Linked DNA regions of Homo sapiens: all the other regions are linked to region 3. The links are chromatin loops, found by intact Hi-C in ENCODE. Cell type or tissue: IMR-90. All regions are shown on one strand.

Region 1 (8,000 bases), 1.6 Mb after region 3:
TGCGGAAATGGTTCGCTTGTCTAGCAGCTCTTCATAAGGACTGTCTCTAAAATCTCTTTTGTTCTTCCTGCAGAAAAGAAAAGGGGGTCTAAAAGAGCAGATCCAGAACTGAGCTGCTTGGAAGGAGTTACAAACTGAATGTAGGATTCGTTTCAGAGGACTATGCTTATCAGGATGAGTATCTTAAGAACGACAAGGAGGAAGTTTAAAAGGCTAGACCTTTAGGCCACAGTTATACTTCAGCACAGCCAATTCAGTAGGTATTCAAATCAACAGGTGCTCATTGGGTGGTGATAATCTGCAATTACTCAACCAACAGCCTTACATTTAAACATATTCCAAGTTTAAATTTTACTAGCCATGGACATCATAGCTAAGACTGAGTTTTACAGTAAGTCTAGAAGTAGATTGATTTCAAAATAGAGGTGCACACAATAAGAGCTGGATGTGAGAGCTGGTCCTTTCAAAACATCATTGCTGCTGGTTGTTAACTATGCATTATAGCTTTTTTTTCCAAACACAAAATAGAAACAATAATGGTACCTGCCTCTTAGGATAATTTTGGTAACTAAATTACTTTATATATAAATGCTTAGAAGAATCCCTACCAAATAGCAAATTGCTATGTGTGCTTACTGTCATTATCATCACCAATATTAGCATCATCAAAAATTAATGTGATATAGTCACCAGATTTTGTTTCACCAGCCTCAACAGACTTGCGTTATGATGTATGGTAGGCTGTTTTCTGTCACTGTAAGAGAATATCTGCAATTGAGTAATTTATAAAAGAAAGAGATTTATTTAGCTGACTAATTTGCTCCTGTGATAACGAAACCCTTCCCTTGAGAACTAACCTAGTTTCACCAGAAAGTCATTGATGCATCTTAATGACCTAATCACCTCTCAAAAGTACCACCTCTGAATACTGCTCAATTGGAGACCAAGCCTCAACAAAAGTTTTGGTGGGGATAACCCATATTCAAACCATAGCACCCATGTTTGTCTGTTTGTTATATTGGTAAATCCTTTAATTACATTCTTTTATATTCTAATCAGAAAAATGCATATAATCATTTATTCTTATTTCTACAACAAATATTCATTGTTCATTTCTACAATAGAAAATCAGTATATTAATCAAAATACTGTTCAATAGGTTTGTCTTTCAAGGTCTGGTGATTTCCCTTTACTTACTCCAATGAAATGATCATTTACAGTGGCGAGGATGCTGAAACTATTGGCAGAATGGATCATATATGTCAAACATGACAAAGGAAACATACACATTTTTTTTAGTATGGAAAAACATCATCAACTGAAGAGCTTGTCCTACTGCTCATCAAAACAAGAGATACTGAAATGGGAATAGTTGTAGTAGTCTCAGTGGCAGTATTTAAAAATTATACTTGGATTGCCAATTATTTTTATATATTTTAAGAAATAATTCATACAAGTAAATTTAATTTTCCCGATTTTATCTCTTCAGTTTCAAAGGCATATGCTAAGGACATGCTTTACTGAGCTGTTGAATGAGGAATCATATCATTTGTTGTCCTTGAATTCTCTAAATTCTTGTAGAAAGAAAATACAGAGTAGCGAAAGCATATTTCTGATTGTGCCAATGGCTTATTCCAGTAATGTAACTGGAAACTCAAAGGCAGGAAACATCATTTGTTGTTTGCTAAGGCAACAAATGGTGCTTCCCAAAGCAAGCAAGGCAACAAATGATGTTTCCCATAACAAGCCTGTGCATTTATTTGCAAATGGACTATTATGGATAGAACATGTCCTCATCTTTGGCTCAGCATGTTCACAGAATATCAAAGAATCAGGCAAATGAGCTGGTACATATATTTTCTGGGTCATAGATATGGACCTACATAGCTGACTAAAAATTGTATATACTGCGCAGACAACCATTCTCATTGAGGTGAAGCATTCATGTTCAATTTTTCCGAGGTCGACTCACTTCAAGCATAATACTGAGAACTAAATCCATCTCTTTACATACCTCGTTATCTATATTAATATGGATTTACTTTGCAGGAATAATATCGGTCTGCTTAAGGAACTTTCTACAAATCAATTCAGCTCTGATGCCCATAGAACTAAGATGAGAACATAGAAAAGTAGAGGGACTTCATGCTTAGTTTAAAAGTCTGAAAATATAACGGAAAATAATAATTTCAATCTAAATAAAAATAAAAGTTCACCTTCACTTTTATAACTACTTAAAAATAAGCTAAAGAAATGAATTTTAACCCTAATCCACATGAATTAAAAGTACATATGATTAAATGACTTCAAGTCAGAAACCTGTGTCAAAATATGAGTCACACCTAGAATCACAATTCCCATTTCCATTGTTCTCATTAAAATTCACTTTACTAAAGAAAATTAAAGGTGTGTATTATTTCTTTCCTTCCCATTAAGGGTAATAGTATCTATCAAATGATTTAATATGTTTCAAAAATTTAAATTTTTTAAAATAGACTATTTTATGTGGAAGAACTTTAAAGTTGTAAGTCAAAAGAAAAACATCTCAACAAAGGTCTGAAATACAAATGTGTGATATTTTAAAGGTAGCTAAGGATTTAAGTTAGGGAAAGAAGAACTTACGTGAAGAGACCTATGAGGAATCTGCGTACTGAAAGACCCACATACTCAAGTGTCCTTTCCCCTACAAAAAAGTCATGTTCTCTGCTGGGCATCTCAGGGTAGCAAGATGTTAAGCTCATCGGTTAACAGCAGAGAGTCAAATGGGAAACATCTCCAGTATGTCAGGAGACAAGTGTTATTATGTAAGTTTTTACACTTTTCTAAAAAAGGTGGTGAGAAACAAGTATACCATTGAAATTTCAAGACAAAAAAGGCCAAGTTACGGAATAAGAGATGCATAATTCCCAGCTGGGATAAACCTTTAAAATAATTCAAAATTATTTGTTTTGTACACATACCATATTCACACACTGGAATAAATAAGCATTTTTGATAATATCCTTTGTCACTCATGGACTGTTTCTGCTTCCCTTGTGACTTTACTCTTTCAGAGTAAAAAGTCATTCATGGCTAAATGTGTTCCTACAGTTAACTCTAGTGAGATAATATGGATAAATGATATCCACAGTTACCATCAAAGCTTTATGTTAAATAATATATCAATTTTTTAATTGCCCCGAAAGAGAAAACTGACAGATTCTTCTTGTTTTCTGTAACCCTTCATTTTACATTTCCAGGGCTGAAGAACTAGCAGACAAGAAAGAGACAGAAAGAAGAGGGAGACAGAGACAGAGAGAGATAGAGAGAGACAGAAACAGAGAAAGAGATTTCTTGACTGTTTAGAGTCCTCTTAAACCACAATATTTATAACATGCCTAAATCTAGTACTTATGGAAAAGATACTATACACTTAGAAAACACATTTTTGAGCCTCAGTAAGCCATACCAATAATTAGATATGATTTTGAAAATTAATGAGTCAGAATCACATCCTTGGTAATTAGGTCACCTCGGATGAAAATCTGACTTCATTCTTGTTCACTGTAACAGTAACCTTTCGCTCCCCCTCCATCCCAGAAGGCAACAAAATGATTCAACCTTACTAAAATCTCACCTCCTGTAATCCATTATATCTTAACTTACACATTAAGATTTTAAAACCTCCATCTGGTGGACATAACTTGACCTCTTTTGATTTATAGGCAACCTGTTTTCCCAGGTAAGCAAATTCATTTTTCCTCTGACCACCTGGCTGAGGCAGTAACAGCTGAGGCAAGCCTGCTCTCTAGTGAGCTATAACTGCTCTGCCAACATGCCATTAAGAGGGAGGAATCCAGGATGATTTAATGTCTATGAAATTAGAGCTTAAGCTACTTTGGAAACCAGAGGCTTACTAAACGACTCCTGATCCCTAATCAATGGTATGATCTGAAACAATAGCTCCATCAGCAGTGGAGAATTCTTTCTTCTTGCCTGAGTTACAGGGATTCATAGTGCTCATGATTATTAAGTGAGACGTAAAAGGAAAATTTCAATTACAGCAAAGGTTAAGATAGATGATATTCTGGGCCAGGGTTTCTCAAAGTGTGGCCTGCTAGCCATTTCCATCAGCGCCACCTGGCGTTGGGGTGAAGAGGGTGTCCCTTGAGTAAATCAACTTCCTGGGACCACTCCCTCTTCTTCCCTTCACTGGCGATTCTGAAAGTGATCTTATAGATATCTCTGTATATTCGGCCTTCCCCTTAAGATGAAAATGTACCACTTATATAAGGCTGTGCGAGGGGAACAACAGGGGACATTTAGGAAATTGCCATTTCTTTCTGTTTTCATTTCTGTGCAGTTTTAAAAGAAATGTGAGGACATTCAATTTCACAAGATGGATGAATAATGACAATATCCAACTTTACATGAACCCCGTGTTCCTGGAAAACAGTGATGGTTATGATATCTCCCCGTCCTTCCTTCCCTTCCCAAAATACCTCCACGCCTTTGTGTTCCCAGAAATGGCTGTCAGGGCATGCTCTGGTCTAGCATATTCCCAGCTCTGCCCTTCCTCAGTGGCTTCCATGAGAGGCATCTCCATTCTTCTCCATGACTCCATTACGACTCTGGATGATCCTCTTGTCTATCTGCCTCTATAAAACTGCAGCCCTCTGCCTTTTCAGCCCCTTCCTCTACCCCCCCTTTTTTTTTTTTTTTTTTGAGATTCTCTGAATTAATAAATGTTCTTATTGCGGCAGGCTAATAAAATCCTGTCTTGTGCATTTTAGCTTTTACAAAAGCAAGCCTAATAGTTTTTCTTACAAATACCTATTTATAAGAGAACACATGGCTGATGGTAAACACGAGTCACAGATTCAGCAAAAACAAGAGCCAAGCAGTACACCCTATTTGTGACTATGTTACTTTCTTGTGATTGTAACTGTGGCATGTGTAGTCAGACTTGCATTTTTTTCAAAAACCATTTTTGGCAACAGTATAAAAGATGTTTTGAAGCGATGAGACAATATCTGAGAGACCAAGGCAGAAGCAATTGAATTTCCAAACTAAGACAATGATGGTACCACTAAAGCGAAAAGAAGGCTTTTAGAGAGAGTTAAGTGTTAGAAACTCCAGGATTTTATCAACCATTGAATGTGGGAATGAAGAAAAGGTAAGGTCAAGGATGACAAAGGGATCATGTCTTTAGAGGCACTGAGCTGAACAATGCAGGGAGTGTCAACTTTAGTGGAATTAATTTATTTTTGAGTGTATTTATACCCAACTTAAAAAATTAAGCAATTTAATGTGACATATAAATACAGAATATAATCACAAAATGTGCAAAGTAAGACAAGTAAGGAAATTAGAATATAAGTACAGGAAAAATAGCAGGAAGCTTGGAGTGAGGTTGATAAACAACATGCGTACTCTAGGTCATATACATTAACCGCACATTTGGTTCTGAGCTTTCTGGCAGCCAGTGCAAAGAAGGGAGAACAAAATCAGCTTCTGAGACCAATTACTTTTCTGCCTAGAAGGAAAATTACTTAGGAAACTAAATATTGAATGACTGAGAGGTTTCTTTTAAACATGTTGAGTTTGAAGCTCTGAAGCAATTTAGACAGAATATTAGTTTAAAAAAATAAAGAATTATTGTTTCAACTTAATAGTTTAACATGCTGACAACTTAAAATTACCATAAGGATTGGATAGATGGAAGCCAAAATTCCTGTGTTATGACAGAGGGAAGAGTCTGGAAAAGGAATATTGTTTAATGCTGTAATTATTTTTAAATTTGACTGTACCAATTTAAAGTTGAAGCAGATTATTTTTGATAGTCTAAAAATCTAAGTTTCTCTGTATGTTTTTTAACCCCAGGAAATTGCCTAATAAATATTTAGAATATAATCTAGTTTAAAAAAAGAGAATTAGACCTACAGGTTTTCTTTATAAATTATTATTTTATGATTCCTATTACTTTCGAGGGTTAGAAAAAATGTAATATGTGAATTTAATCAATTTTTTGGCAAGGAGCATGGGCAGGAGGTCATTTTAGGAGGTATATCAATCATTTTAAAACTCAAAGTTTTATGAACCTCATTGTAGCACATTATACTAAAAGGATTAAATATGTCTGTCATCAGGAGAAGTAGGAAACTTTGCTGTATTGACAAGTTGTAGCCTAATGGAAGACTTAATAGAGTAAAAATAAATTATTTTAAAGTTTTTGTGATAAATTGCTACCTAGATTACACTTCCAAATGTTTTTTTAAAAATTAGAGTGATCTTTCTTTTAATTACTTAAAAACTCTTTGAGGTAAAAGGAGGGAGAGAGCAGGAAAGAAAAGTTAACTGCTGTATATTGGATACATGCTGTGGGCCAGGCAGGGTACAGGTATTACATGCCTTTCAATGAGGGAGCTTACACTGTAAGGTTCTACCATTTTTTTAAAAAGTTTTTTATTTCCATAGGTTATTGGGGAACAGCTGGTATTTGGTTACATGAGTAAGTTCTTTAGTGGTGATTTGTGAGATTTTGGTGCATTCATCACCCGAGCAGTATACATTGCACCATATTTGCAGTCTTTTATCCCTCGGCCCCTTCCCACTCTTTTCCATTAAGTCCTCAAAGTCCACTGTGTCATTCTTATGCCTTTGCATCCCCACAGCTTAGCTCCCACTTATGAGTGAGAACATACGATGTTTGCTTTTCCATTCCCAAGTTACTTCACTTAGAATAATAGTCTCCAATCTCTTTCAGGTCACTGCAAATGCCATTAATTAATTCCTTGTTATGGCTAAGTAGTATTCCATCGTATATATTTATACTACAGTTTTTAGCCACTCATTGATTGATGGGCATTTTGGGTGGTTTCACAATTTTGCAATTGCAAATTGTGCTGCTATAAACATGCATGTGCAAGTATCTTTTTCACATAATGACTTCTTTTCCTCTGGGTAGATACCCAGAAGTCGGATTGCTGGATCAAATGATAGTTTTAGTTTTAGTTTTTTACGGAATATCCACACTGTTTTCCATAGTGGTTGTACTAGTTTACATTCCCACCAGCAGTGTAGAAGTGTTCCCTGTTCACTGCATCCACACCAATGTCTATTATTTTTTGATTTTTTATTATGGCCATTCTTGCAGGAATAAGGTGATATCATCCTTTACGATTAAAACTCTCAGCAAAATCAGCATACAAGGGACATACTTCAATGTAACAAAAGCCATCTATGACAAACCCACAGCCAACATAACACTGAATGGGGAAAAGTTGAAAGCATTCTCTCTGAGACCTGGAACAAGACAAAGATGCCCACTCTCACCACTTCTCTTCAACATAGTACTGGAAGTCCAAGCCAGAGCAATCAGACAAGAGAAAGAAATAAAGTGCATCCAAATCGGTAAAGAGGAATTCAAACTGTTGCTGTTTGCTGATGATATGATTGTATACAGAGAAAACCTTAAAAACTCCTCCAGAAAGCTCCTACAACTGATAAAATAATTCAGCAAAGTTTCTGGATAAAACATTAATGTACACAAATCAGTAGCTCTTCTATATACCAACAGCACCAAGCTGAGAATCAAATCAAGAACTCAACCCCTTTTACAATAGCTACAAATAAATAAATAAATAAATAAATAACTTAGGAATGTACCTAACCAAGGAATTGAAAGACCTCTACAAGGGAAACTACAAAACACTACTGAAAGAAATCATAGACAATACAAACAAATGGAAACACATCCCATGCTCATGGATAGGTAGGATCAATATTGTGAAAATGACCATACTCCCAAAAGCAATCTACAAATTAACGCAGCTACCATCGAAATACCACCATCATTCTTCACAGAAACTATAAAAGATCCTGAAAATAATATGGAACCAAAAAATAGCCTGTGTAGCCAAAGCAAGACTAGGCAAAAAGAACAAATCTGAAGGCATCACATTACCTGATTTCAAACTATACTATAAGGCCATACTCACCAAAACAGCATGGTACTGGTA
Region 2 (8,000 bases), 470 kb after region 3:
GTGTTAATAGCCTTTAATAGTAAAAACATTAGCCATCAATTAAATAAACAAGCCATTCAATGGGGAATAGAAATGTCAATAAAAGCATAATCTATTAATTTTCAAATCAATGATGCTAATCCTTGCTAGATATTAATCAGAGAGTGGACATTAGCTATACCATAGATGATCACACCTCATTTAAAAAATCTGAATTAAAAACAAAAACAGGAGAACAATACAAAACATATATTGCCTCAATAAGCACTTGATAAATTAAATGATTTGCCTTGAGCAAATATGAGAATGTTTGTAACATCCAATGGTTACAACGTTTATGAAAAGTTATAGACTGGTATCATATTTCTATTCTAGAATAGGAAATAGAACTTACATGTAAAGCAAAATTTAGGACTAAAATCAAAACAAAACCTAATTTGACAACTGCACTGGATGCAGAATTCAGTAATGAAGAAAGACAGGCCGGATGTGGTGGCTCGCGCCTGTAATCCAACACTTAGGAGGCCGAGGCAGGAGGACTGCGTGAGCCAAGGAGCTAGGAAACTAGTCTAGGCAATATGGTGGGACCCTTTTTCTACAAAACAATATTTAAAAAATTAGCTGGGCATGGTGGCACACACCTGTGGTCCCAACCATTGGCAAGGCTGAGGTGAGAGGATCACTTGTGCCTAGGAGTTGGAGGCTGTGGTGAGCCGTGTTCATGCCAATGCACTCCAGTCTAGGTATCGAGACAAGGTCTATCCTCAAAAAAAAAAAAAAAAAGATATACATGATTTAGGTATTTGCATGTCTGGGTTCAAACCTCTCACTAACAACCAACTTAACTGTTCTATGACTTAGTTTCCATATCTTTAAAATAGAGATCATAAAAGTATTTAATTTCATGAGTTGTTCTGAAGATGAGATGAAATCATATATAATGGGTTTAACACAGATGCTTATCTTTCAGTAAATAATAAATGTCAGCTATTATTAGGCCTTGGCTTCTCTTCTTAGAAAATGTCCAGTCTGGATTACATAATTTTGAAGATTATCTTCAGTTCTAAAAGTCTCTAATTCTATTCATTTTCTCAGGAAAAAGTAAAATTGGTTTTTAGAGTATTGTGGGGTTTTTGTTCTTTTTTTTTTTTTTTTGAGAGACAGAGTCTTGCTCTGTCACCCAGGTTGGAGTGCAGTGGCACAATCTCGGCTCACTGCAACCTCCGCCTCCCAGGTGCAAGAGATTCTCCTGCCTCAGCCTTCCGAGTAGCTGGGATTACAGGCGCATGTCACCACGCCCGGCTAATTTGTTCGTATTTTTAGTAAAGACCAGGTTTCTCCATGTTGGCCAGGCTGGTCTTGAACTCCTGACCTGAGGTGATCCACTTGCCTCGGCCTCCCAATGTGCTGGGATTACAGGCATGAGCCACCATGCCGGGCCCAGCTGTTTTTGTTCTTAAGGTAGATGAAGATGGAGCAAGAGAGCAGAAATACGGAGTTTCTTTTCCTCTTCTTCTAGTACTCCTCACCTGTAAATCTCTCGACGGCAAAACATTTGTCAGTCCTTCCAACATTCCTCACCTATTAATCTTCTGGTAACACAATCACGGAAGGTGTACTGATTCTTGTTCTAAATTATCATCTTAAAGATTATCTCTTCCCTACTTTAGTCATCCAAAGAGAGTTGCATTAGATATGATGTTTACCAGTTTTTAAAAAATTATAATCATGAGTATCTTTATCAATGTATATACATTTCAAGTTAACTGTACATGTAAGTTAACATTTTTTTCTTACTCAAACTTACTGTTAGGCTTCAATGAACTTCTTTTCATTGTGGAAATTAACATTTTGCTTCACCTAAACACCTAACACCTATCGGAACTTAGCTACCCCAAAATCTCACCCAACAGAAAATGCAAAGAAATGGAGGCATTAAGCCAAAAGGTCTTCAGAGAAGCCAAAACTAATGAAGTTAATGAAATTAGCTCTGAGTCTTTACTCAGAACCTTTCTGTTCTTATTTCATTCATACATTACAATAACAACAACAAAATAACCTGTGTTGTTTGATGACAGAGCAGTAGTAAGAAGTGAAAGCTGACAGCACGGACAGGCCAGTTAGACAGGGATACTCAGCCTTATCAGCTCCTATGTAAGCCATTATATTTTCACACAGAACAATAAAATAACTGATGTTTGTAATGACCTTCCATCACCACAAAATTAAATTATATTTAGTGTACTCATCCAATAAGCATTCGAGACTTATGGAATAACTATTTTCTTAGCATCATGCTTAGTGCTGGTATGTAAGGACGAATGAGACAAAGTGGTTTTCTGAAAGAACCTGTCCCCCTAGTGGGGGAGACAGAAATGTAAACAAATGACTACAGGATAATGTGTTAAGTGCTCACAGAAATAAGAATCAGGTGCTAAGGAAGCCCGAGAGGAGGAGGAGCCACAAGAAATGCTGTGCAAGGCCGGGTGCGGTGGCTCATGCCTATCATCCCAGCACTTTGGGAGGCTGAGGCGGGTGGATCACCTGAGGTCAGGAGTTCGAGACCAGCCTGGCCAACATGGTGAGACCCTGTCTCTACTAAAATACACAAAATTAGCTGGGTGTGTTGGTGCACGCCTGTAATCCCAGCTACTCGGGAGGCTGAGGCAGGAGAATCGCTTGAACCCGGGAGGCGGAGGCTGCAGTGAGGCGAGATCATGCCACTGCACTCCAGCCTGGTCAGCCTAGTGAGACTCGGTCTCAAAAAAAAAAAAAAAAAAAAAAAAAAGAAATACCATGCAAGTCAGCTCTTGGAAACTCTGTGAGATGCAAGGAAGGGGCACAGGCAGCACCGACCAGCGAAAATACTGGTGCGAAGGTGGGAGTGGAGGAGCAGTAGAGGGTGAGGTATGGTCACCAAGGGACTGATAAAACACAACTCAGAATGACAACTGTGACGACAGTGTGGAGGCTGGATTAAAGAAAAGACAGGCAGAAGGCAGGGCAACCCAAATGGAAAGCTTAGTCTAAGGAGAACTGAAGAGAGCTTGAATTTGGGCCCTGATGGTGGGAACAGAGTGGGGGAATGAGAGTTTATACTTCATTTTAAACACCTTTTGATCCAATTTGTTCTTTAAATAAATGATTCTTAAACAAATAAGTCCTTTCTGATCAAGAAAATGTGACTCTCTCCTGAACGAACTATTTTTGATGATCTTGAGTCCCTGAGATTTTAGTGTTACATAATTCATAGCATGATGATAAGGAGATATCTCCAATAAAGTATGAAATATTATTTTAGGTATTTTGGTAATGGGCCAGTTTTTTCTTTCATATGATAAAAAGATTCATACTCAGCTCCCATTAATTGTAACAAAAGAGAATTCAGTATAAAGTGAAGCATACGCTAAACTCCAATCAGTAATGTTTCACAGCTTTGCCTAGGAAAACAAAAATCTTGTATGCAGCACTTAATTGCTTTAACTGGAGTTTCCAAAAACGTTAGCTCTTGTACTGCGTTTAATAAAACTCTTCCTCTTATTGAACAATACTTGTTCAAACATATAAGCAAGAATGCCATTTTATTGGAGTTGATATAAAATACATCACAAGGAAAATCTTGGCCATAAAGTTAAGAAATATAAACTATAAATCTTATGACTTTGTTTTAATTTCGTAATGGAAGTGATGACTCCAGAACGGCAGCAATAGAACTACTAAAACTTGAATAACTTTCAAGTAAACATACTTAGGCACTTGTTAAAACAAACATTATTCCCACTGCTAAAATCGAGGTTGGCAAGTCTTTCCTCTTACTAGCTTAAAAACAGTTTGAAAAGTAGCAGAATTGCAGCTTCTTTGCAAAAAGACTAATCATCATCATTAAAAGACCCTTAAAAGCAAATACAGAATGGTTAGCTAACCTGATCACCTTCATTTTTAATGAAGGGGTATTTCCATATAAATCGATGTATGAAACACACTTATGAAAGAAACTCTAACTATCATTAAAAAGAAACTAATTTTAATTTTCACCTTCATTCTGACGATCTACAATCAGAGGAAATAATATTTGAAAACGAAAAGAAAGAATATGATAAAGCCATATGTAAAAATGTGTAAATGATAAAACAAGCAGGGGTGGCTGTCATAAAATAGCCAAATGGCTTTTTCCACCTCCATCAAGGTCACTTTACTGATGATGGGCTCAATAAGATGATAATGCATTTAACCACTTTCCTTGCATCTGACTTCGACCTCACAAATCCAAATGGCCTTGTTTAACTACCCTGGCCTTTCAGCATTTCCCTGAACAAAGATAATTAAGGAGATGTACTGCCCCCTACTATCACAGGAATTGAAAGCCAAATAAACTTTTAAGAGCTCAGCCAGGTGTCTACTCCGCTAATGTACAACTTTGAAGCAGAAGGTAAAATGAAATAATGGTTAAATAATTATAAAAGGTTACAACTTTGAAGCAGGAGGTAAAATGAAATAATGGTTAGATAATTATAAAAGGTTAACAATGTTAAACTTGTTATATAAGGTAATTTTGTTTTATTTAAAAGAAAAGGCATAAAAAGAGATCCAGATTACATTTTACAGGTCTCTAGACAGCAGGCCCCATCTCTCCCTGCAGTTTAAGGTTAAGGAAAAAAAGGCACTGTGCACAAACCAGGATGAAAACAACTCACTGAAACTTCCACACATCGTTTTAATTTTTTACAAATTTTAAGTTAATATATATAACCACAAAAGACTAAAGTGTTTTTTATGTTAGTCCCATATTAGTCATTTTGTTACATTTTGTAATATATTCTGCCTCCTCAATGTACAAACCAAGACATTTATGTCAAACACTATTTAATATTAAGTGAGGGGAATGATAACATTTAAGAGAGAAACTCTGTTTTTCTTTTAAATACTATAGTATGTCGTTTCCCAAATTTAACTATTATTTAAATGTGACATGCCCACAAATATTTGCGTGTACTTTTCAATTATTATTCCTCCCTTGTAAAATGAATTTACCATCGTACCAACATAACATCTGTGGCATAAACTGTTTCTGGGAGACCAAAAAGGTAGTGGTTTTCAACCTGCAAAACAACTGCCAATAGTAAAATTTTTACTTTCAACAGTAAAAATTAAGAGTAGACATTTCAAAACTTAAATACATAGGATTTCAACTGAAGAGCTGGGTCTGTAACAAAAATCAATGTATAAACAACAATCCTAAAACAACTGGTTTCTTAAATATGAAAATACCATCCTTTCAAACCTGCTATATATGTATGCATATATATATATATATACACATATAAAAATAATCTCTATAGTACACACATTGTTATTCTTTATAGGGAAAACCAAACTCGGACATATCAGAAGACAAGGTATTCCAAATACCCAACAAGAGAACTCAATTCAGGTCAAAAGGCCTTATGCAAAAATGAGTATTAGAATAACTTTTCATCTCAGACAAAACTCCAACAAGAGTTATACAACTTTTATTTATTGCACATTATCTATTGCTAGAACTATCTGTCATACCAAATTGATAAATCTAAGCATAATAAATTTCTAATGCAAAACATCTCTTTAGAATAAAGAAGTGTGTTACTTGGGCTTTAAAACAGTCAATGTTTCTGGATATGAATCACTTCACGTGATTATAGCCAAAATAGCACTTATCATTCATAACTTAAAATCCATATTTATATGCTTTAGATTTGTCTAGATCAAAGTGATCCAGCAAAAAATTTCACTAATGATCCTAATCTGAACCTTTGGGAACCCGCCTGCTCCTCTCTCCCACTCCTCTAATAGCCCTTATCCTTTCATTCCTTTCTCTCTGCCAGGAAGTTCCGCAGCTTGTATTTGTGACTGCAGTTGTGTTAGCTAAGAACCAGGCCACTGAAAGATCTAACCATTTGGCCACAACTACTTAGAAGTTCTGGTCTAACCCAGAAGGGTACAGTTTACTGGACACCCCCCCGCCCCCCGTCCCCTGCCAAAAAAAAAATCTAAAAAGAAAACTTCTGCTCCTAATAATTTATTTATTTACTTTCTTCACCAAACCATTCTATCTCCTTCATGGTACCATTTTCCCACAACATTCAAATATCCTTAAGGAAGAACATCCTATTTCTCAAGTGTTAGGTGCTAAAGCACTCACATCTATGATAAGATAGAATAATTACAGCCATCCTTTAATCTAAACTACATATGTCTGTATGTGTGCATGTATACATATAGATTTTCACAGAGTAAGAAATCCATAATAAAGCATTAATATATCATATTAGTGTGAAATTTAAACTTTCTTTAAATGAGGCAAAGTTACTATAAAATAACTCATTTTAATAAAAATTTAAAACAAATATATTGTCCTGTATTTAGCATTTACATCTGGATTGCTAGAAAGGTGGCTTGTTAAAAATCTTTATTCACAATTGTTTAAAGTAAAGCCTACCAAACGAAATAAATTATAAACATAAAGAACTGATGTTCCAAAGCCCAGTCTCTTAATTGCTGATCAGAGCTGAAAACAGATCTTTTTTCCCCACTAATTGAATGAGTCTTGTTAAATCTTTTGAAATGAACTTTAGAAAATGCAAGAATACAGCTTAGAACAGGTTCTTTAATTTGGGTCATTTTCTGTTACTTGCAGTAGTGACGGGTGCTTAGCAACGCTGTTCTGGTGGCCCTTTTAAGGGAATGAATACCTGAAATACAGCATTTTAATCTATTTTACAGCATTAATTATCAGGATCACTGTATTTAGACAGTGCCTCCTTTGCCACTTGCCTACGTTATGAAAGAAAGGAGTCCCGTGAAAAATTGAATGTATTATTCCAGATGCCAGAAGATCCTGTGCACCCCTTTAACCAAGTAAAAATATGTAGGAACATAAAAACTAACAGTAAATAGAAGCCACAAAAAGCTTTAGTTTAAATGTTTAGACAAGGATATTACACTGAAAATCAGTGTTCAGACATCAGTAGAAGAGTCCATGTGAAGTCGCTTTTCTTTTTCTAAATCTTCGAGAAGAATTAAATTCTATTATGCCCCACACTAGGCCACTGCTATCTAAGAAACGTGACGCAACAGCCAAAATTTAGTATGATTTTATTTGGTAATTAAAAATCTGCTGAATACTTTAAATATTTTTTTATAAAAGAGGGCTTTTACATAATAACAAGAATATCATTTGAATTATGGCCATATTTACTATAATGTGCTGCAATGATAAACTACTGAGAAGGCAAGAAAACAAGGTAAAATGCAGGGCTACCGAGCAGTTTCTAAGAAATCAAACTGCCATGTCATACTCTGGAAATACGTCCATTCACATCTTATTAATGATCAATACAACAGGTTAAGAAACTAGTCATTAAAAACATTTGGAATGCGCCTTTCTATCTTTTCCTGATGTCAACTGTCATTGTTAAAAGTACAACTCTTTTAACTTTTTCCTCATAATTAAACAACTCATTTTAGATATCATGTCCTGAAGAAGGAAGGTAACGCTCTTATACAGCACTATTCTTCTCTATCTTCACAGCTAATAAGAGATCAAGTGACTCCCTCTTTGTCTAGAATGTACCCTAATTTCAGTCTTTCACAGCCAATTTTTTAAAGCTTTTTAACACTTAGTCTCTGAAGATGAGAGAAAGGAACCAGGTGAACCACCTGCATTCATATTTTTGTGAGTTTCAGTCTCTCAGTTAATGTATAATCACCACCTCTTTAAATTAAACATACTTTATAGCGGATCTCAAATTCATCATCACATTGTGTAAATCACAGTATAAAATGGGATAACACCAACATTTCTCAAGTTTTTTAACCTCTTATAGCAGATGGCCTCTGCCTAGAGTGTTTTGAACGCTGCAGTCGCATTTTAATACCTGGGAGTCCGCTGGAAAAAAAAAACAAAAACAAAACAATGTGGGGCACAGACCAGTACATGCTGCACTAAAATATTCGGCTGAGAGGGAGGCTTAGTTAAGTTAGCT
Region 3 (8,000 bases):
CCCAGGCTGAAGTGCAGTGGGTGATCTCGGCTCACTGCAACCTCTGCTTCACGGGTTCAAGTGATTCTCGTGCCTCAGCCTCCCGAGTAGCTGGGACTACAGGCACGCACCACCTAGCCTGGCTAATTTTTGTATTTTTAGTAGAGACAGGGTTTCACCATGTTGGCCAGGCTGGTCTCAAACTCCTGACCTCCGGTGATCCGCCCACTTCAGCCTCCCAAAGTGCTGGGATTAGAGACATGAGCCACTGTGCCCGGCGGAAGTTTGAGGAATTTAAGAAATTATTATTAATTTAAGTAAAAACCACACAAGGGCAAATGCACAGCATAAACAAATAGTGCAATGAATTGTCACAAGAAAATACACGTGGGTAATCATCACCCACGTCAACAAACAGAACACAGCACACCCACCGCCACCACCTCACTCACTTCCCGATGGAGATTCCCTCCATTCTCTCTAGAAGTGCCCCTTGTTTTACCCATTTTTTAAATTTTTAATAAATTGAGTCATACGCTATTATTTTGTATTTGGTGGCAACAGGTTCTAGAAGCCACACCAGTTATTTTAACAGAGATAATTTAATATAATGAATTCCTAACTGGGTATTACAGAACAGAGAGAAAGAGACACTGAGGTATGTAGGTAGCAATGTCAGGGTGCAATTACCACCTCTAGGACTGGGGAGACAAAGGAAAGAAGCTGGAACTATTAAAATTGAGAACAGCAAGAGGAGGGATGCTGCGGAGTCAGAGCCCAGACCTCCAAGGGGATGCAATGATGCTTTCTTTGTGTGTGTGATGGAGGAAAAACGGAAAACAACCCATGCTCCAGGAAGGAGCCAGTCACGTCTTCCTCACAGCCTTGAGGCCTCCCTCTGGTGCCCCCTATTGGTAGAACCTAGCAGAGAGACAGCTAGAAAAGCAGAAATGTGCTTTGCAGAGTCCTAGTCTCAGCATTGCCAAGCAGAGAATAAAAGGATGGGCTTGAAGCAGGAAGACAACAGTTAAATACCTGGCACAGTGTCCCTAGCTCAGTATGATCTTTGTGAGATTCATCCATGTGACATGTACCAGAAGTTCACTTATTTTTATTGCTAAATAGTATTCTGTTGTATTAATACACCATAATTTATCACTTTATTGTTGATGAACATTTGGGTTGTCTCAGTTTCTTGACTATGATGAACAATAATAGAAAGACGTTTCTTGGTGCGCATGTGTGCACGTTTCTGTGGGCCTATGTCTAGAAATGGAGGATGGGTCGCAGAGGATGCATATATTAAACTTCACTAGATCAGGCCAGTTGTCCAAAGAGATTCTGCCAATGTGTACTCCCACTAGGAGTGTAGTAGACTTGTCAGCTCCTACTCATTCACATCAGCTCTTGATGTCTTCAGTCTTAAATTCTAGGCATTCTAGCCAATCTGATAAGGATAGTGATATATCATTGTAGTTTTAATTTTCTTTTCCTGATGACCAATGACTCTGAGCACATTTCAAACACGTTTATCAGCCATTTTGTGCCCTCTTTTGTAAAGTCAAGTTTGTCAAGTATCTTGCAAACTTTTCTGTAGGACTGTTTCTTATTGATTTGTAGGAATTCTTTATATATACTGAAGATGTCTTTTATCATTTCCATAATATGCTCTTTCTTTGCTATAACTTACCTTTCCCATTCTCTCAATGAAAAAGAAAAGTTCTTTTTTTTTTGTAGACGGAGCCTTGCTCTGTCACCCAGGCTGGAATGCAGTGGCACGATCTCGGCAATGAACCCCATTAGTGAGGGCTCCATCCTCCTGAACAAGTCTGTGTTTCTTTTGCTAAATAGCCTAAGAGCTCATTGTAGAAATTGTTCTAAATTCTAGAGAAATAAGGCGGGTGTGGTGGCTCATGCCTGTGGTCCCAGCACTTTGGGAGGCCAAGGTGTGTGGATCGCGGGAGCCTAGGAGTTCAAGACTAGCCTGGGCAACATGTGAAACCCTGTCTGTACTTAAAAAAATACAAAAAATTAGCTGGGGATTGGAGACCCGGTCCTAGAAGCAATTCTTATTATATGTATTTCCCTATTGCTGAATGTGATTGGATATATGCCTGCAAGCTTTTAAATTTGTGTTTCCATGAATTTCTAATGGATTTCCTAAATGATAGGAAGCCCTGTGAATTTGGGACCTGTGCCTTCCATCTGATTCAGAAGTCTTTATAAAGTCCTAAATAGTAGTCTTCCTGGCACCACTGTACATATTCCTTAGTGCCAGATTGGTTTCCCACAGTGCTGTTTTCTGTCTTTCTTTGTCTTTGCTTGGCTCTTCCTAGAGAAGTACACATTAAATTTTCTTTTTCTAAAAAAAAAAAAAAAAAAGCATTACCATAGGGTGGATAGCAGGAGGAGGGCTGATGTCCACCGATGACTCCCAGTTCAACCTGGGCCACAGTCAGCTGTTTGGACTACTGAGGCCACCACGTACTGACTTGCAAACTGGGATTCTGGTTCCTCATCACAGGACTCGGCAAACTTGACAACTAACTGTTGCCTTGGCTGGCACAGGCCACTGTGTTTGCACGGCCTCCCTGCCCATGTTTGCATGGCCCTTGAGGGAAGGATGGTTTTTACATTGTTAAATGGTTGAAATGAAACCAAGAAAAGAACAATATTTTGAGGCATGTGAAAATTAGACGAAATTCACATTTCAGAGTCCATAAATAAAGTTTGGTTGGCTATAGCCACTCTCATTTGTTGATGTCCTTGACAGCTCTTTACAACAGCAGAATTGAGTAGATGCACACACACTGCAGAGACGCAGAGACCGTGTGACCCTCGAAGCCTAAAATCGTTACTCTCTGGTCCTTTACATGTAAAGTTTGTAAACCCCTGCCTTATCTGGGGGCCAAAAGAAAAAAAAGAGAGATAATGATTCCTACACCAGAAGGTTTTTGTGAGGATTGAATGAATACTAGTGATAAAATAAGAGACTGTACCTGGAATATGTGGGTGCTTCAGAAATGATTTCCTCCCACCAAGCTTAGCAGCTGGCTCTTATCACATTCCCTAAACAGTTACATTTACAGCCAAGGTGGCTTTGGATCACAGCACAGAGCTTCTGCATGTCACACAGATGGACAGGATAAATGTACCTCACCGTCTACTCAGAAATACCCTTCATGAATGAAACTCCTAGAAATCTGCAAGGATGAATTTAAACCTAAATGCTTCCCCATGAATTTGAGAAACCTCTAATATCCAGTCTAGAAATCACACAGCTGAGTTTAATAATTTATAAGTGTTTTATGGGTAGCAGCACAATAGTTGGGAAAGGCAAGTTGCTCATAAACTGTTCCCCCAGATCCAGGAGATGTAGATTGCAGTGGAAAGCGACTCTACCTTGCTTTCCAAAATTAATCTTTAAAAAAAAAATTGAACTTTTTAGAGGTAGGGTCTCGCTGTGTTGCCCAGGCTGGTCTCGAACTCCTGGGCTCAAGCAATCCTCTCTCTTCGGCCTCTGGAATAGCTGGGATTACAGGCTCGGCAACAGCCCTTTAATTCTAAATCCTCTCCCCAAGTGACTCCCTGCTTCAGATAATTTTATGTTCATATGGCCACTAGAGAGCACTTTGAGACTAACAAACTTTGCTCTGTGCGCCCAGGCCTCTGCTGCACCCTGGTCTCCTGAGGTGGAGGGGCTGTGTTCCGCTGCTGCGCCATCTAGCTACCAGCGGCGGCCTCCAAATGGCTATCAAGGCTGATGGATGCATTTTGTGAAGCTTAGTGACCTGTGGTAGTGATAATGAAGTATTCTGAAGCTCAGATAACATTTTATTCTGTCACTATGGTTTTCTGACTTTAGTGACATCACCTAATTTGTACTGCTTTGCCGCGTGTTTCTCAGGCAAGCATTTCAGCCAGGGTCCCAGTTTCCTTATTGCTCCTACTCCCTTCTGTCAGATTGAATTTCTCTCAAAGAGAAAATATTGCTTGATATTGATTCCAGTGCACAAGATAATTTCAGGTTCTCACTCTATAGTTCATCCAGGGGCCCTGTTTAAAATCTTGAAGAGGTTTTCCAAGGCTAAGAGGCACAGTTCAAAAGAACAGTTCTTGAATGTGTTTAAAAGACCCTTGGCTACATTTTCTGATGTTTCATCAGCAGCTTGCACTGATACACTTTCCATTGCTATTACAACTGAACCATATCATAGGGAGCTGTACCAGCAAGACCATCAAGTTTTCTAAAAAGCTATAAAGCTTTCATGTTTTCTGGCCTATTTCTTACTGTGCTCTTAAAAATGTTTAGCTTCTGCCGAGCCAAATGTGTACCTCCAAAGGCAGACGCAGTGAAAAACTCTTCAAGTATCTCAGTGACTGCTGCAATATCTGTATATACAGCAGGAGGATGATTCTGTTTGGATGGAGGAAGGGGCAGTTCTCTGTGGTGTGCCCTGTGAATGAATCACACCGCCCTTCGGCGAGGCCCGTCAGCACTGGGGTCCAGCTACGGATGTAGAAGGAGAATCCACTTTCCTGACCACTGCTTATGAGCACTCCCCAGAGCCATTCCATTCTGGTATCATTGTTTGCATCAAGGAGAAATCAAAGTCATCAGTTCTAGCCCTGACTCCTCAACAGGTGGAGGCATTTATAAGGAGAGGTTTTCAGGGGATTTCTTTGAGGTTTTCAAAAATCCTAAATAATTTCTCCCTCTTTTGAATGACACTTGACTTTCAAGTAAAGAATATGCCTGCATGTGAAATGTCAGTTCTGTCTAATAATAACCTGCTTAATGTGCCACTGAAATCGCTAATCGAATTTGCCACCATTTTAATAAAATGAAGTTCTTTTCCTCTGTCCTGGCGCCTGGCTCCTAGAAGCTGGTTAGAACGGTCAGACTGTTACAAACAAAACGGATGGCTTCATAAGGAAATTACACTCTAAAATGTAAACTCACTATCTCGCTCTTTGCCGACACACGTCGTTGGTACTTTGCCATGAGAATAGCAAGGAAGTGAACAGGCTACTAACCAAGACTTTCAAGAAATATACTTCTCTAGGTTTCACAGGGAGCCATGAATATGAAAACTTAACGGAGTGGAAGGCAAGATAAGGAGTTTCCATGGGGACATGTGCATTATTGAGTAGATATGGCTAGTTTTCAGCAGCCAGACTTAGTTTTTAGCTATCAGTCTCTAACCCAGACCAAGCCACCTTCTTCTCCAGTCCTGGAGGGTGTACCACATGCTCCTGTTTCTTTATTTCATGTGATGCTTTTTTGTGTGTGGGTAATATGATGGTCAAACTTTATCTGAAAGGCAATGTTATCCCTGGGATTTCAACACGGGTCGAATAGTACAAAGCAGAAAGATTATCTACATGTGCATGTATGCATGTTTCTTTGACTGAAATTCCATGGTTCTTGGGGGCTACAATTTTGTTAAGGACATATGAACATTTAATATTTAGTGAATGCAAAGAAATGGCACTGACTCTGCCTTGTCTGGGCTTTGTTCCAGAAACCAATACAGATGGAGTCTTCTCCCTAGCTAGTGCAAGGCTCCGGTTAGGGCAACCTCTCATACTTAAGGCTGCGATGCTAGTAATTCTGCCTGAGCTCTCGCTCCATATGCAGGCTCCCATTCCTTGCAGCGAGTGTATCTCGCACTCCTTCCAAAACAGAAACTGGGGTATAAACACAACTGAATATTGTGCTAAGTGGAAGTAATAATAAAGGGAACAGGAAAACCCCTGCCTTTATAACCTACTTCCTAGGTGGGAAGAAGGGGCTTTTTTAGGTAGAAGACACACACACACACACACACACACACACACACACACAATCATATTCTGCTTTGGGACAGCTCTCTTTTATTGTTGTCTTACATCGCCACTTAACCACTGAATCTTGGGTAACCTATTATGTAGTTTGATCTTCTCTCCGGCAAAGAGAGGGAGAAGACTGATGCGGCTTTCTTTACGCCCCTCGAAAGCTTGGCAGAGTGCCTTCCACAGAGAGGCTCAATAAACAGTTGTGTTTTGATTCATGGACTGCAAAGCTGGACATGAGCAGTGTGGCATGAGGAAATCTCACCAGAGCAGCCGTGTGAATGGGAGCGAGCCAAGTCATCTTTCTGGGCCACTATTTCCTCATCTGTAAAAAGAAGGGGCTGGACTCAATGATTGCTAAGGTCACTTCCCAGCTCTGTAAATTCCATGCTTTTAAAAAATGCTCGGATCCTGAAAGAAGACCATCTTCTTGGGTTTGCAGACGAAACAGCCCGGGGTGTATTTATGTTTGACCTCCTACCACATTCTGACTTTCTACTCTAATGAATCCTGGTTTATTCTTCACTGAAATGGCTCGGCTCCAGGAGCCCTTGGTGTGATTCTAACACAGTGTAGATATCGATTTTTCTTGCAGGTTAGTGGTTACTGTAACCACCACACTATTAGATCTCTCTCATTCTCTTAGGGATGATTTCATGAGGGCCGTTCCACTCCCTTTGGTTGATATTTAACTCAATCCAGGGCTAATTTGAAGATAGCATTACTAGGATCATGCTTCATGGCTGAGAGCTCCCTACCTTGTATCACTTCAAGTTGTCTATCAAACACTGCAGCAGACAGAGGTTCATCAGAAATGGGGCCTTTGGAGAACTCTGGCCTCGGTACTGCCTTGTTGCTCTCTGTCAGCTCTTGAATCAAAGCTTTGAATTGCTTACTGTGAACAGTGTCAACAGTCATTCACATAGGATAGGGTTCCTCCCTTATTTTGTTTGCTCCTGACTGTGGAAGATGACTTTTTCCCTCATGGCATTAACAACAGATTGTTGTTGTGGTAGGATCACAGGTGTTATCTTCAATATACACATACATGGTGTGCCACAATACTAAAATGTTAATTTGATTCGCGCCTTCTCCTTTCAGAGGTTCACACCCAGTGAGCTTTCCAGTTAGCTGAGGGAAGGCGCAACACGTCAGGCAGGTTATGATGGCCATTAGCTCCCAACTACAATTTCACAGGGACTTTCATTTACAATGGTTCTTAGGCATTCACCTTGCTACACCAGTTAAAATACACACTGCAAAATGAGTGGTGACTCTGATGTCAATAAAGAATTCTATATCCAGAACCGTAATACCTTGTTGATTACCCTTTAGGAGGTTCCTTGGTGACCCCAGCGTAGAGGGTGTAATTTAATGAAATCATTAACATTTCTATAAAGCCAACAATCTGATACATTCTCTTCAGGTTAGGCACTTTCACAGAATAGCGTAAGTGACTGTTCCACATGAAGCATTATCTTTTCTTGTACAACACTGAAAGCTTACATGCTGCTTGACAAATGTGAATTTTAAAAAGTAAGAATGATTGGCACTTGGTAACTTACACAGAAATAGAAAGTGGTACGAGAAAATTGCCCATTTCTTTTAGATTTAATATGTTTTTTTTTCTTTTAAGAAGCAATAAGACATGTAATTTCCATCCACTTCAACCAGTTGTGTATGAAAGAGGCTACAAGTTCAGCTCTGTAGAAGCAAAGAAGTCATGGGGAGAGGCATCACACCAGGAAAGAGGAGACAGCCTTCCCCTCCGCCTTCAGCTCTGCTGTACGAGAGATGGTCATTTTCAGGCCAAGCCCCAAATCCTAGGACTGAGATCCATGCCTCCTTAAAATGATACTGTTCACTCTTGTTTCCCTGACCCACCAGCCCCAATGTCTCACTTATCAAATGTCTCTCCAGGTCTATGAATTGCAAGGAGAAAAAGGAGGCGGATAGGGAAGTAGAACCAGAGTTCACAGACAAAGACTTCTCTCTATGAGTTAGATGCTCCAAACAATTTGGCATAGAACAATGATTTTCTATTAACTCATTTATTTAGTCAACAAATATTTATTAATAAAAAACGGCAAAACACCCAGCTTTGTGCATATGCCATGTTAACATTTCCTTATTGATCTTCATTGAAAAAAAAGATTTTTTTTTTTTTGAGATGGGGTCTCCCTCTG
Region 4 (8,000 bases), 1.4 Mb after region 3:
AGGTTTGTTCTGAAGAATATACTTGTACCAGCAAGGGGGTTTGCTCAGCACATAGAGGGTGTGAATAGGAGTATAATTTTAATGCTTATCTGTTTTTGTTTTAAAAGAATAAAATATTTTAATCACTAAACATGTATTAAAAATTAAAGTATTGATTTTCTAATATAACCTGAGTTTGTTATTGTTTGGGTTCAAATTTTGGCAGCAAATTATTTGTGCATTAAGACGAGAGAGAGACAGACAGACAGAGAAATCTCTGCCAGGTGACACTATATTAGCCTTGTTCTAGTTCCTTAAATATTCGTTTTCTATATTTCATGCTTTCACTAATTCATATCTTTTTAGCAAGGATTTACAGTTTATATCATTATTACCACATAATTATCCTCTTCTTGAATGAAACAGTAATCATTAGTCATGTGGCTTTATACATTAACATCAAGATTCATATTTCTTTAAAAAAAAAATTTAAGAAAGACAGGCAGTGCTGGCCAGGATGTGGAAAAAAGGGAATCTGTGTACACTCTTGGTGGGAATGTAAATTAGTAGAGCTACTATGGAGAATAGTATGGAGGTTCCTCAAAAAACTAAAAATAGAACTACCATATGATCCAGCAATCCCAGTGCTAGGTACATACTCAGAGGAAAGGAAATCAGTAGATCAAGAGATATGTGCCCTCCTGTATTTACTGCAGCGCTATTCACAATAGCCAAGATTTGGAAGAGACCTAAGTGCCCATCAACAGATGAATGGATAAAAAAACGTGGTACTTACACACAATGGAATACTATTCAGTCATAAGAAAGAATGAAACCTGTCATCTGCAACAACATGGATGGAATCAGAGGGTCATTATGTTAAGTGAAATAAGCTAGGCATAGGAAGACAAACTTCACATGTTCTCATTCATTTGTGGGAGCTAAAAGTTAAAACCATTGAACTCATGGGGATAGAGAGTAGAAGGATGGTTACCAGGGGCTAGGAAGGGTAGTGAAGGGTGGGGTGACTGGGGATGATTAATGGGCACAAAAATATAGTTAGATAGAATGGATAAGGTCTAGCATTTGATAGCACAGCAAAGTGATTACAGTCAACAATAATTTATTATATATTTAAAAATAACTAAAAGAGTATAACTGGAATGTGTGTAACACAAAGAAATGACAAATGCTTGAGCTGATGGATGCTTCATTTACCATGATGTCATTATTATGCATTGTATGCCTGTAGCGAGTATTTCATGTACCCCATAAATATATACACATACTTTGTTCCATCAAAATAAAAATATAAAGTAAAACAATAAGGAATGTACTCATTGACAAAAAAAAGTGTGAAACTGTAAGAAAGTAGCAAGTTCAAATCAAAGAAAGAAAAACTATTTAAGGAGCATATTGCTTCTACCACAGTTGTAAGGCAGTCACATGGAAACTTAAACATTTGACACTATTTTTTTCTTTTTCTAACTGAATATAGACCTACTTTAGTTTATTATGTTTTATATATCTTCTTATTTTTCATATGTTTCTCAAAAGAAGAAAATGTGTCAATGCCTTAACAATAAAAATCCTACCTTTGGGATTTTCTCCCTGAGCCCCTGTAGGAAGGACTGAGAATCTTGACAGGTTTCTTCTCATGAGATTCTCAGCCCATTTGTTCAGTACTTTTGTTTTTAGGAAAGTTTTACTCAAGCATTCCGAACTTTGGGAACTGCTAAACCAAATCTCTAAAACTGATAGAAGTTTCTAAGTAGAAAAATGCTTATAAACTTGTTTAATTTCATATTTTATCAGAACAGTGGTTAATCTATCGTTTGAAATTTTTTGCAGCATCTCTAAGGATAAAATATAAGATGAACTATGCTACAGCGATAAAAATGCCTGCTTCTTATTTGAGCCAATATACACTATAAAGATTCCTATAATCATATTGGTGAAATATATACATATATTCTCTTTTTCCTTCTTTTTTCCTCTAAAAGGAAAAAGAAGATGACATTAATAGATATACCAAGAAACTGCAATCTGTGCTGTTATAAATCTAGTAAAAGTTTCATACACTATAAAGGATGGAACAAAACACTTTGTAAGTTATGCCTAATAAAAACAGAGCTTGGTGTTAGAGGGAACAGCTGATTTGCCTGATTTTATTGTTTTAATTATTATTCAAAAATATAGAATTCATATCTAATTGTATTTACTCATGATCAATAACAAAAAATGTTGTAAATAAAATAATTAAAACAGGGCCAGGCACGGTGGCTCACACCTGTAATCCCAGTGCTTTGGAAGGCTGAGGCAGGAGTATCTCTTCAGCCCAGGAATTCAAGACCAGCCTGGGCAATATGGAGAGACCTAGTTTCTAAAAAGTTTTTTCTAAATTACCTGGCTGTGGTGGCAACTACCTGTAGTCCCAGCTACTCAGGAGACTGAAGAGGGAGAATCATTTGAGCACAGGAGTTCAAGGTTATAGTGAACTATGATCGCATCACTACACTCCAGCCTGGGCAACAGAGTGAGACCCTGTCTTTAAAAATATATATAAGATAAAATAAAATAATTAAAACAATCAATAGCATTTTATGAATGGCCACTGTTACTGTTCACGGACCCAGCAATAGTTTATCTAGGAAACGGATGTAGTTGCTCTTCTGTCCCTTTCCTTTCTACTTTCCCGCCTCCAGCTTCCTCGAATTCCGAAGACACTAAGAAATGCACTACTCAGATATCCCACAGTGGCGAACACAATTGAGGAACAGCACCGGCTACTTCCTTTCTCAATCCACTGTCTCCTTCCCAGGGGGACCATAAATCCACAGAACACTCCCGATGGCACAGCAGAGGACAAATGTAGGTCCATTCCTAAAAGACAGATACCTCAGCTGGCCACGTTGGCTCAGTGTCTCCCATCAGCCTGGACGTCAGATCTACACTGAACAGTAAGACACTTCTTCCCCACTGCCAGTGCTCCTGCCTTCCCCCATTTCACAGGGTCAGAACTTCACGGAGGCTTGAGCGCTTTCACCACCTTCTCTCGCTCCATCCCCTTTTCCCTTCACAGGTGTTGCCTCCAGTAAATGTCTTGCAGATCGAATTGTGTCTTGTGTGCCTCAGAGAGGACCCCAACTCACACCAATCCTGTTGGCATTCCCCTTAGGAAGCTTCTCTGCCTTTACCTACTCCGCTGCCTACCAGAAGCTTGCTTGCTTGCTTGCTTGCTTGCTTGCTTTCCTTCTTTCTCTCTCTCTCTTTCTTTCCTTTCTTTCTTTCTCTTTCTTCCTTCCTCTCTTTTTCTTTCTTTTTCTCTCTTTTCCTTTCTTTTTTTTCTCTCTCTCTTTTCTTTCTTTCTTTCCTTCGTTCATTTTGTTTCTTTTCTTTGTCGCTGAGACAGGGTCTTTCTCTGTCACCCAGGATGTAGTGCAATGGTGTGATCATGGTTCATTGCAGCCTTGACCTCTAAAACTCAAGTGATCCTCCCAACTCAGCCTCCTGAGCAGCTGGAACGACAAGCATGCACCACCACGCCTGGATACGTTTTTTAAGAAACATTTGTAGGTCACGCCTGTAATCCCAGCACTTTGGGAGGCCGAGGCGGGTGGATCATGAGGTCAGGAGATCGAGACCATCCTGGCTAACAAGGTGAAACCCCGTCTCTACTAAAAATACAAAAAATTAGCCGGGCGCGGTGGCGGGCGCCTGTAGTCCCAGCTACTCGGGAGGCTGAGGCAGGAGAATGGCGTGAACCCGGGAGGCGGAGCTTGCAGTGAGCCGAGATTGTGCCACTGCAGTCCGCAGTCCGACCTGGGCGACAGAGCGAGACTCCGTCTCAAAAAAAAAAAAAAAAAAAAAGAAACATTTGTAGGGATGGTGTCTTGTTAGGTTGCCCAGGCTGGTCTTGAACTCTCTTTTACCTGCACACACCTCCTAACTCTACAAAGTCTCTTTTTCTTAGTTAGGTCCGTTACTGTCTGTTTTGTGTCCTGATTCTTCCTGAATGTCTAAAACTGTGGCTGACACATAGTAGGTACTCAGTAAGTATTTATCAAATACACAAATGTCAGTCCTGAGAAAGATACGAAAACAGTTCTGGAGCCTGGTTCTTTTCTGTAACATAGATACAAGCTGACTCTTATTGTTCCTGACATCTAGTGGCAGGATGAAAAACTATCCTGAGACCAGAAATTATTTCATTGGCTGGCTAAATCACACACCACAGAAAATGTCAAAAGGCCTACACCTTAGGGCCTATACAACTTTTACAGGGTTAGTACACCTTTCAGATTCTTAACTGGTTGTGTATTCATCAGTGAGAACCCAGGTAAATTCTAGCATGCAAGACAGAAATCCAGTGCAAAAAGGGGAAACAACCCCAGGCTGGAAAATGAGTTAGAAAATGGGCTGAACCTTACCATGACAGAGATTCTACAATCCTTACATTCTATTCTATCCACTTATGGAAATAAAAATGTACACACAAAGGCACAACACTTTCAACAACTTGCAGTATAATAGTAACAGGATTTAGAATATAAATAAGTCAGATTTTAATTTCCAGGCTTATCGTGGTCAAATAGTCCACTTGAAATCAACGAGAAGCTTAAACAAGGACGTGGTGAACTATAGGCACACCATGTTCTCACCTCGGAGGACCAGACACAATAAGAAAGAGCAGGGCAGCAGGGAGACCTCACATTTGTTGTTGCTGTTTTTTATTTTAGAGACGGGGGCCTCACTATGTGGTCCAGGCTGGTCTTGAACTCCTGGGCTCAAGTGATGGTCCCACCTAGGCCTCCCAAAGTGCTGGGATTATAGGCATGAGCCACTGCACTGGCAAAAACCTTTTATTACTTTTCTCCTTGCTATTACTCTGCATTCAATAAATATTAAGTTTTTAAGTGCCAACTCTGTTCCAGGTACTGTTCTAGGCTTTTGGGATACACACGTAACAGAACAGACAATAATCCCTACCCTTGGGGAGTGGAAGTCTCTCATTCCTCTAATCCTCCAAAGGATTACAACTTTATAGGTGCCTTGGCATGACCTATGTGTGCCCTTTGTGTCACAGGAGTGACGAGCCTGCTCTTGGGAGTGGCAAGATCTGTGGGAGCTTGGAAAGGATTAGGGAAGTGGGATCTGTTTGTTGGTGTGGGACAGTCTATTAAGCCAGCTACTCCAAAGTGCTGAATAAAGTATCAGATTTTCTGCGAGGACTCTATTGCCTGAGAAAGAAATAGGTCAGCACAAGACAGTTCCAGGGGGAATAAAGGTCCTAGGTACCAGATTTCCCTGAGGAGTTTGCTTGGGGTTGGGGTGGGTCACACAGGGTCTGCAATGGCAAGAGGAAGCATGAGGATACGTGGACCCCAAGATGGTAGCAGTAAAAGACATAGTTGGCGGCCAGGTGTAGTGGCTCACGCCTGTAATCCCAGCACTTTGGGAGGATGAGGGGTGGATCATCTGAGGTCAGGAATTCCAGACCAGCCTGGCTAACATGGTGAGACCCTGTCTCTACTAAAAATACATAGTAAAACAAAAACAAAACAAAACAAAACAATTATCTGGGTGTGGTGGCGGGCGCCTGTAATCTCAGCTACTCGGGAGGCTGAGGCAGGAGAATCACTTGAACCCAGGAGGCAGAGGTTGCAGTGAGCTGAGACTACACCACTGCACTCCAGCCTGGGCAAGAAAAGACAAACTCTGTCAAAAAAAAAAAAAAAAAAAAGTATTAGTTGGCATGAGTGACTACCCACAACCCTTCCTATGGAGAAAACAGGCTCTAAACCTGTCAACTGTAAAAAAGGATGAGAAAAACTGCTAGATGCTTGATCATTCCTTAACTCGTATTTTAAGAAACACAATGCATTTCCTATTTTCTGATGTAATATATGATTTTTTTTTCTGTTTTCATCTCTTAGAAAGCACGTCTCTGACAAGTAAGTTGGCCAAAGGTGCTATGGGCTTTGTCAACAGAAGATGAAGATATGAGCTCCACAACTTCATAGTTTTATAACCCTGGACTAATTATTTCGCCTTTCAGATCCTCAGTCTCCTTAACTGTACGGTAAGCAGTAATAGTATTTATCTAAATCCAATATTATATGTAGAAAGACCTCATGTGTCACACACATACACAACATATCAGTTTCCTTTTACTCTATAAAAGAGTAAAAAAGAACTTGTTATCAACTTCTAGTTCATGAAGATACACATACTGTGATTTTTCTGCTTTATTCTTAATCTTAAATAAAGAGATACAGTTTGAGAAACAAAGGAAGTCACCTCAACATGTTTATTTAGCCCTAAGGTCAGAATTTTCTTTTTTAAAATCACTTTTGGTGTTTTGGTAGAAACTGTCTATGAGGAAAGTTAGTATTGCTTAGTTACAAGGTTATCCATTTGAAGGTGTCTGCCTGATGTGGTAATTAAATAATTTATGTTAGAGTTAATAATTTATGTTAGTGTTATAGTGCTAATTAGGCTTCACATTTTTGCTAAAAGTATCTAAGTCAAGATAAAGTTTCTACATTTGCAAGAGACACGAACAGAATATATGCAAATATTTTTGGAAAAGTCATTTTACGAATTATAAATTAAATCTTTAGAATTTACTAAGGGCGCAGAACTTAAAAGGAGTTATAATGAAAGGTTCCTGAAGGTGATGGGGTGATCCTTAAAGGTGATGATGAAGAGATAGGCTTTTAGGTATGCTCCACTTTGCCCACAGGCTTTGATAATACCTATTAAAATTCACTGAGTATATTTCTACTCTTATTGATCAGAGTATGGTGTCTAAAGCGGGATCATTTGCACGAATCCCTCATATTCCAACCCCACTACCACCTAGCTTTTCTTTAAGAGGGTGGAATGACTTCATGCCCAGGTAAGCTCTGGGAGGCCAGAACCCTATTTGGAGTCTCGGAAGATGGCATCTTCACAGACAATTCCTGGTACCTGTTGGCATCCAAGCACTATTAGAGGCAGGGCTGGTCTTAGGCAGCTTCGCCGAGCTTCTCATGGACATAGAGTGATGTGGCGAAGCAGCCTAATTCTTCCACAGTTTGAGTAAAGCACAGAAATTAGCTAAGAGAGAGTTGGCTGACCTGAAGTAGTCACTTAATCAAAAGGAGGTGACATTGTGGTGGATGTAGTGTGAACACACGGCTGGAGAGCCAGATGCAGAGGCAGACATCTCAGAGAAGAATAACAACAGCTGAAAACCAGACGGGCCTGTGTAAACCACAGCTGGTCGCTGCATGGACAGTTACCAGATGAGAACCATATGTGCTATCCCAATGCTACGAGATCCTGCAGAAGCTCACCAGCACTTTGATGCCCCTCTGAGAAGGGTGGGAAAGAGGAAAATCTCAAACTGATGGTATTATATCCTGAAATCAAGCTTACCTGTCATTGATTACAGAGAGAGCTCTTCAATCAAGCAGAATAGAAGCCCAAGATTGAGATTCAGCTTAGTAATAAAGATTTTTATTTTTCCAAACATGTATTTAGAAGACATTGAGTTCATTGGCAAAGGTCTAGTTCCCTTTCCCAAAATTTCTCCTGAAATTCTCATGTCAGTATCTCTCAAACAGTTTTTCTGAAACACTAGTTTGATTGCATATTAGTAAGTGTTCTGGAGAAAGCAACAATTTCCTGATCAACAATTTCAGGGAGATATTGCTTAGTATACTAAAAGTTCTAAAAAATCTTGCAAAAGAAGCAGCTCTTTCTAATTTTATTTAAGCTTATATTTCCCCAAATTATTTTAATACAAAACATTTTTTTTTCTTCGCCAAACATCTATAAACCTCTTTGGGGGAAACTAGGTTTTTGTGGAAATAGTTGGACTCTGCTGTATTCTGCATGTAGTAGTATGTGGTTTCTATCTCCTTTTTTTCCAACTTAGAACAATGTGTATGTGATTAATTTCTGTCTCACTTTAAATTAACTAATTCAACAAACATTTTGTGATTACTTCCGCACTTTATCATTCTGGACCTGTC

The links. A loop is a pair of places that touch in the nucleus more often than their neighbours do. Peaks named below come from ENCODE experiments on the same cell type or tissue, not always from the same donor. Only the 100,000 strongest peaks of a DNase experiment are listed, where the experiment ranks them.
Region 1: a loop joins it to region 3, with 10 times the contacts of the local background. A loop is called at or near these places in 7 of 110 quality-filtered maps.
Region 2: it touches region 3 in a loop (3-fold over the local background); 4 of 110 quality-filtered maps call a loop at or near these places.
Region 4: it touches region 3 in a loop (3-fold over the local background); 7 of 110 quality-filtered maps call a loop at or near these places.

What each region holds. Positions count from the first base shown.
Region 1 is chr4:181,298,055-181,306,054 of GRCh38, reverse strand. No RefSeq gene overlaps it. Among named protein-coding and RNA genes, the nearest start is that of LINC02500, 37 kb to the right of the region's middle. In IMR-90, a CTCF peak has its summit at 4,125 (motif pointing left); no DNase peak of the experiment used is centred here.
Region 2 is chr4:182,450,321-182,458,320 of GRCh38, reverse strand. The region is part of intron 3 of TENM3 (teneurin transmembrane protein 3); the gene reads right to left. Among named protein-coding and RNA genes, the nearest start is that of TENM3, 210 kb to the right of the region's middle. In IMR-90, no CTCF peak of the experiment used is centred here; a DNase peak (open chromatin) is centred at 3,730; H3K4me3 peaks cover 196 bases.
Region 3 is chr4:182,921,122-182,929,121 of GRCh38, reverse strand. No RefSeq gene overlaps it. Among named protein-coding and RNA genes, the nearest start is that of DCTD, 7.7 kb to the right of the region's middle. RefSeq lists a silencer at 3,557-3,759. In IMR-90, CTCF peaks have their summits at 865 (motif pointing left) and 3,640 (motif pointing right); DNase peaks (open chromatin) are centred at 3,641, 4,441, 4,951, 6,051 and 1 weaker place; H3K4me3 peaks cover 963 bases; H3K27ac peaks cover 1,440 bases.
Region 4 is chr4:181,565,885-181,573,884 of GRCh38, reverse strand. It overlaps a transcript of TENM3 not described here. Among named protein-coding and RNA genes, the nearest start is that of TENM3-AS2, 260 kb to the left of the region's middle. In IMR-90, a CTCF peak has its summit at 4,145 (motif pointing left); DNase peaks (open chromatin) are centred at 4,134 and 7,224.